Linked DNA regions of Homo sapiens: region 1 is linked to region 2. A link is an interaction called in ENCODE POLR2A ChIA-PET data of the cell type or tissue named here. Cell type or tissue: HepG2. All regions are shown on one strand. Links, peaks and the distances in the headings refer to the core of each region. The heading gives the core; the rest is flanking DNA. Region 1 has its middle 150 kb from the start of SAMSN1-AS1. Region 2 overlaps LINC02920 (long intergenic non-protein coding RNA 2920).

The links. Peaks named below come from ENCODE experiments on the same cell type or tissue, not always from the same donor. Only the 100,000 strongest peaks of a DNase experiment are listed, where the experiment ranks them.
Region 1: POLR2A ChIA-PET joins it to region 2 with 6 read pairs; 2 of 35 experiments call an interaction of 5 or more read pairs at or near these places.

What each region holds. Positions count from the first base shown.
Region 1 is chr21:14,731,625-14,734,551 of GRCh38, forward strand. No RefSeq gene overlaps it. Among named protein-coding and RNA genes, the nearest start is that of SAMSN1-AS1, 150 kb to the left of the region's middle. In HepG2, for the core only: no CTCF peak of the experiment used is centred there; no DNase peak of the experiment used is centred there.
Region 2 is chr21:15,067,442-15,070,368 of GRCh38, forward strand. LINC02920 (long intergenic non-protein coding RNA 2920) reads left to right here. Exons shown (of 2, transcript NR_186411.1): 2 at 94-396. Among named protein-coding and RNA genes, the nearest start is that of LINC02920, 1.8 kb to the left of the region's middle. In HepG2, for the core only: no CTCF peak of the experiment used is centred there; a DNase peak (open chromatin) is centred at 1,120.

The DNA of each region.
Region 1 (2,927 bases), core at 106-2,605, 340 kb before region 2:
GTTCATGCCATTCTCCTGCCTCAGCCTCCTGAGTAGCTGGGAGTACAGGCGCCCGCCACCACACCCAGCTAATTTTTTTGTATTTTTAGTAGAGACGGGGTTTCACCATGTTAGCCAGGATGGTCTTGATCTCCTGACCTCATGATCTGCCCGCCTCGGCCTCCCAGAAGTACTGGGATTACAGATGTGAGCCACTGCACTCGGCCTAAAAAAATCACTTTTAAAATTTCAATATTATTTATCTTCTTTCACATTCTGGAATAAATTGGCATTTTACTTTAGGACAGATCTCAGGAAGCTCATGAGTAAAAACTTATTTCACAATAATACTAAGATATTTATGTTAGCATGCAATGTATTCATCATGGCTATATTTAAATAAATCCATAAATGTTTAAAACTTGTTTAAATTCTGAATATGATAAATATTGATATGTATAGCTCACAGAAGCAAAAGCTCTCTGAGTTCCTCAATAGGTTCCAAAAGCCTGAGAATTGTTACCTTAAAACGAAAGTATTCTTTTTTTCTTCCAAAATACATACACAGTTCATTTTGGGTCATCATCGCTCCAAGGGTAGTTTCTGTTACTCGTGTTAATTTTAACATTTAATAAACTCTCACAGAGAAAACGAGGGTAGCCAAGTGTCTGTCATACATAAGTATTTTAGCCAATTAGCAAAGCTCATGGACACACAGAATATGTCTTTCAACAGCCACACAAATACATTTTATACTTTTTTTTTCTTTTCTTTTTTTTTTTTTTTTTTGGAGCCAGGGTCTTGCTCTGTCACCCAAGCTGGAGTGCAGTGGTAACGTGGCTCAATCATGGCTCACGGTAGCCTCGACCTCTTGGGCTCAAGCAATCCTTCCATCTCAGCCTCCTAAGTAGCTAGGACCACATGCATGCACCACCAAGCACAACTAATTTTTTAATTTTTGTAGAGATGGGGTCTACCTATGTTGCCCAGGCTCATCTCAAATTCCTGGACTCAAATGATCCTCCTGTCTTAGCCTCCAAAGTTCTGGGATTATAGACATGAGCCACCTCACCCAGTTTACACTTTCTTAATTAGACAAAAATGAATACGTCCATTAACAGGGACAAAGATCAATCCAATTTAATCAATTTAATGCAATCCACTCAGTCCATGAGCTTGGAAATTGTATTGTCTTCCAGCTGGCATATTATAACACAATTACTGTTCAAACAAAACTTTGTTAGAATAATTAAATATATACAAATGTGTCCTTTTTACAATATTAAACATTATATAATAGTAATGTTAGCTTATTTGATCAGTAAACTTGGTTAAGTTTAAGAAAAACAAACCCAAATAGAATAAAATGCATGCTTATATATTAGCATTGATAAAAAGGAGAAGACTGCTGTTGCTAGTAAACTAAAATTATAGATCTAGTTTCATTTACCAAAGATTTACCTTTGTTATAGAAATTGGAGTTCTTAAAGCATTTCCAAGTTAACTCACGTAAGAATGTTTTAATTCAAGCACATTTAAAGTATTAGAAGTTTATTTTTTATTTTTCTAGACATTTTAGTAATATTCATTTTTATGTATTTTTAATCTACTCAGAATACAGCTCCTATAACTTTAGAGGCTTTGCAGTCTAATTAAGTATCATCTAAAGATAGGAAGTTTTTTTTTTTTTTTTTTTTTGAAACAGAGTCTTGCTCTGTCGCTCAGGCTGGAGTGCAGTGGCAAAATCTCAGCTCACTGCAAGCTCTGCCTCCTGGGTTCATGCCATTCTCCTGCCTCAGCCTCCCGAGTAGCTGGGACTACAGGCACCCGCCACCGCCCCTGGCTAATTTTTTGTATTTTTAGTAGAGACGGGGTTTCACCGTGTTAGCCAGGAAGGTCTCGATCTCCTGATCTCGTGATCCGCCTGCCTCAGCCTCCCAAAATGCTGGGATTACAGGCATGAGCCACCACGCCCAGCCAAGAAGATAGTTTACAGTTAAAGTTTTTTCTGAATTATAGAAGCATAAACATACAGAGTCACCAAGAGTGTATAGTTTCAGATTTAAAACTTTAGCCACAGGTCAACTGTAAACAGAGAAACACAAAAATCTCAGTCCAGATATCAAATAGCTGCACTCCTTTCTAGTGAGCACAAAATTCTTAAGTATTCTAAGCACAAAAATAAACAAGTTAACAAACAAGCAAAAACATTAGTAAACGAGTTTACCTCTTGTCTCTTACCCAACAGAGAATATATCTCTATCTACCATCTACAGAGACCACAAATAATCAGACCATAAAAACAAATTCCCAATTATCACTACCACCAGTGCATAACTCATTGGCCATGCACAAACCAGAAACAAAAACAAAACACGAGATCATTAGAAAGGAAAAAGAATTACAGAAACAGAGGTTAAGTAAATGTATAGTTCTATTGCGGATTGTGATTCACTTCTGGGAGTCAAGAAGAGAGGTGTCTGGGCTTAGGCTGCCTATGAGGTGCACCTCTCCAGCAATGTGGCTTACCAGGCTATGTCACATGAATTTTGGGCATCTTGGTGGAAACTTCAAAACTATTAAAGGGTAATTTTTAAAAGAGGACATAATCATCACTCTCATACAAATATCAAGTGAACAGATGCTCAGAGAGCAGAGTCAAGAGTCTTGATGACATTTGTGTACCAGGTTTTCATTATTCCTGGTCCCAGATAAATTTCTGTTCTTGGGGTCTGTGAGTCACTGTGTATCTTGACAACTTCTTCTTTTTTTTTTTTTTAACATAGTTTGAGTCAGGTTTCAGTTACTTCATTTAGGAAGCATTTTTACCGGGGCCACAATGCAGCGCTACTCTAGGAGGTGCTGTCCAATACAGCAGCCATCAGCCACACGTAGCTATTTAAACTTAAATTACTAAAAATTAAATAATATTTAAAATTTGGTCACAC
Region 2 (2,927 bases), core at 115-2,614:
GGCGCACACACACCTTAGTGCATAGACTTTGGGAAAGATATTTGGACTACTCAAGTCTATCTTTTAAATACATTCCTCTTACTTCTTAACCAGGTTTTGGACCATGGAGATTGCCCAGCAAGCCGAGAATATTCCAGCCCTCCAACATTGTTGTTAAAAAGTCCACTGCTGTATGTTAGGTGACTTCCCAAAGCTGCTCACTACTTCTTCTTATTCTGTTTTCTCAACCCCACAAAAATCCAATCACTGAAATCCTGAACTCTTTTGATAGTGGCATGAGTGTTAAGTAAATTGCACACCTCTTGTGGAATTCATTTTCACTTAATCATGCTAATTATGTGGAGACTTGTTTGTTGTTGTTCTTTGTTTTTTTAAGTAAATCAATACCTAAATTTCCTGGCTAACAGAGTCATTGCAAGGATACTAGGGCATTATATGTAATATAAGAATGCCTATTTGGTAATTTGTACTTTGAAGTCAAGTCTCATTTGAATCATTTGTGATGTGAAAACAATGCTGTTGGGTTTATATACTTAAACACCTAATTATTGTTTTACGTCCAGGGTTCCTGTGGGATCACATGCCTTTAGTTCAGTCTCAGTATACCTCTCCGCCACAAAGATGTAGTCTGGGTGTGTTCTCTAGCCTTTGGTTCTGTAGCCTTTGGTGTGTTCTCTAAATCTCTCCTCTATAGCATTTTCAAAAACCGTTTTGTTAGTGGGTATTTGCTTGTCCGTATCCCACTGTAGAATGCAAGCAGTACAGGCACAGGGTCCATATCCCTCTCATTCACATTTGGGGACTTCCAGCTACCCATCCCTGTGCCCAGCAGACAATAGACATTCAGTAGATATTGGCCAACATACTGTCATACCCCAGAGGACAGAATGTATCTTTCTCTTGGGGTCCTGGCTGTGATGTAAGGGAGTTCAGAGAACATTTTGCAGAGAAAATAATGCTTCCGCTGGCCATTAAAAGGTTAAAAGAATTAGCCATGTAGGCAAAGTGGGAAAAGAGGTTCTCAGGAGAGGACATAGACTGTTCAACAGTAGAGAGGTATGAGAAGACAAAAATATGCACTGAGAAGTATTGAGCCCATATTTACACTATGGAGTGAACTATGACACCTGAGTAGGGAGAAATATGTGTAATATAATAGATCACAGACAAATGGAACCCCACTGCAGTTACCTTATTAGCCACAGTCCCTTAGCCTCTGGAGCAGCACTGACCAATAAAAACATAAAGTGAACCACAAATGTGAGCCACATAAGGAATGTTAAATTTTCTGGTAGTTATATTCAAAAGTACAGAGGAACAGGTAAAATTAATTATAATAATGCACTTTAACCCAATACATCAAAAATTACCATTTCATGTCTATACAACATACAGAATTATTAATTAGATATTTTACAATCTTTTACAGTCTTCAAAATCCAGTGTGTCTTTTACATTTATAGCACATCTTCATTTGGACTAGTCTTATTCCAGGGCTCAACAGCCACATGTGGCTAACAACTACCATATCAGGTAGTGCAGCTCCAGAGAATGTAGGAAATATTTAATAATATAGTTTAAGAAAAGTTTCTTAAGAGGAAAATCTAAATCTTGTTAACTCTAAAAGCTTATGCCGATTATTAGTGTTGAATTATGCTAGGTTATAAAGACCACCTTCTTGTGTTTAGACTTTTACGCCAATTTAGAGAATCAGCAAAGTTTGCATTTTATGTACTGTGTCTTCATTAACGATGCTGTAGTTACAACTACTTCTATCTCTATTAACTATGGTGGTGGACTGTAAATGTAAACTGTCTTTATGGCAGAAATAAAACGCTATAGATTTGGGGTTGACTAAGCTTTAAAAAAAATTCTCTCTACAGTATGAAGCTATCTCTTCTATGCAGTTACTGCCAAGCATCTTCCTAGCTGTAGAAGTCCAGGATTTTGCTCTCTAATTCTTTTATGCCCAGTTACTTGTAGATGACAAAAACCACCCTGACCTTTGTTTGAGGCAGTCGCCTACCTGAAGCTGCAGTAAGGATTTGCTGCAGCTCCCTGAGTACCAAGAAAGGTCTAAAGAGCTGACTTGAAGATGCTTAGACACCCTCTCTGCAGGTTACTGTGCAGCTTTCCCTAATGAGATTGGAGCCCTTTTGGTTTCATTGGGATTTGAGTGTGGAAGACTGGCAAATCCAGGGCACTCATTTTCTACACTAAAATGAATCTTGAAAACTGTATCTTTTTAAAAAAAGTCTGAGAATGATTGTGTACAAGTAGCCAAACCTGTGCAAGGAAAAGGCAGATACTTTAATGAAATGCATATGTGGTTGATGCCGTCTCATTCCTTCTCAAAACAAGAAAATGTCTAGTATAGTTACAGGGTTAGAAAAACCAAGAAGTCCCAACGAAGCAAGGAAAACCTGTCAGTTTTAATAATGTGTCAGTTTGATATGTCTAAATGATTGAGAGTAAATATCACATGAAATCTTTCCTTTTATGTAGAAATGGCGTATGCAGCTCTCATTAGGCAGTCCTGTCGTAAATGCATATGAAAGTTTCCTTTAAGGGATTTCACAAACATAGGACCATGTTATGAATCAATTCAGTAAAAACATGATCCTATTATTTTTAGAGATATATTTAGATAGACTTCAACTAAAGAAAAGTGAAGAACACATCTGTTTTTCCAAATAATTCAGGGTTCTAAAGGGAAGAAAGATACAAAGAAAGCATGATGTATGCTTACTATTTGTATAATTGTTTGGCTCTCAAAAGAAGACATAGACACTGACCTATCTGTTTTAGATTAGTTTAAGAAACATGAAAATCTCGTGTAATTTTTCTTTTCACAAAGAATTTGAACACACACACACACACACACACACACACAATTGCATGCAATTCAATGGTGGAAAGAATCATCT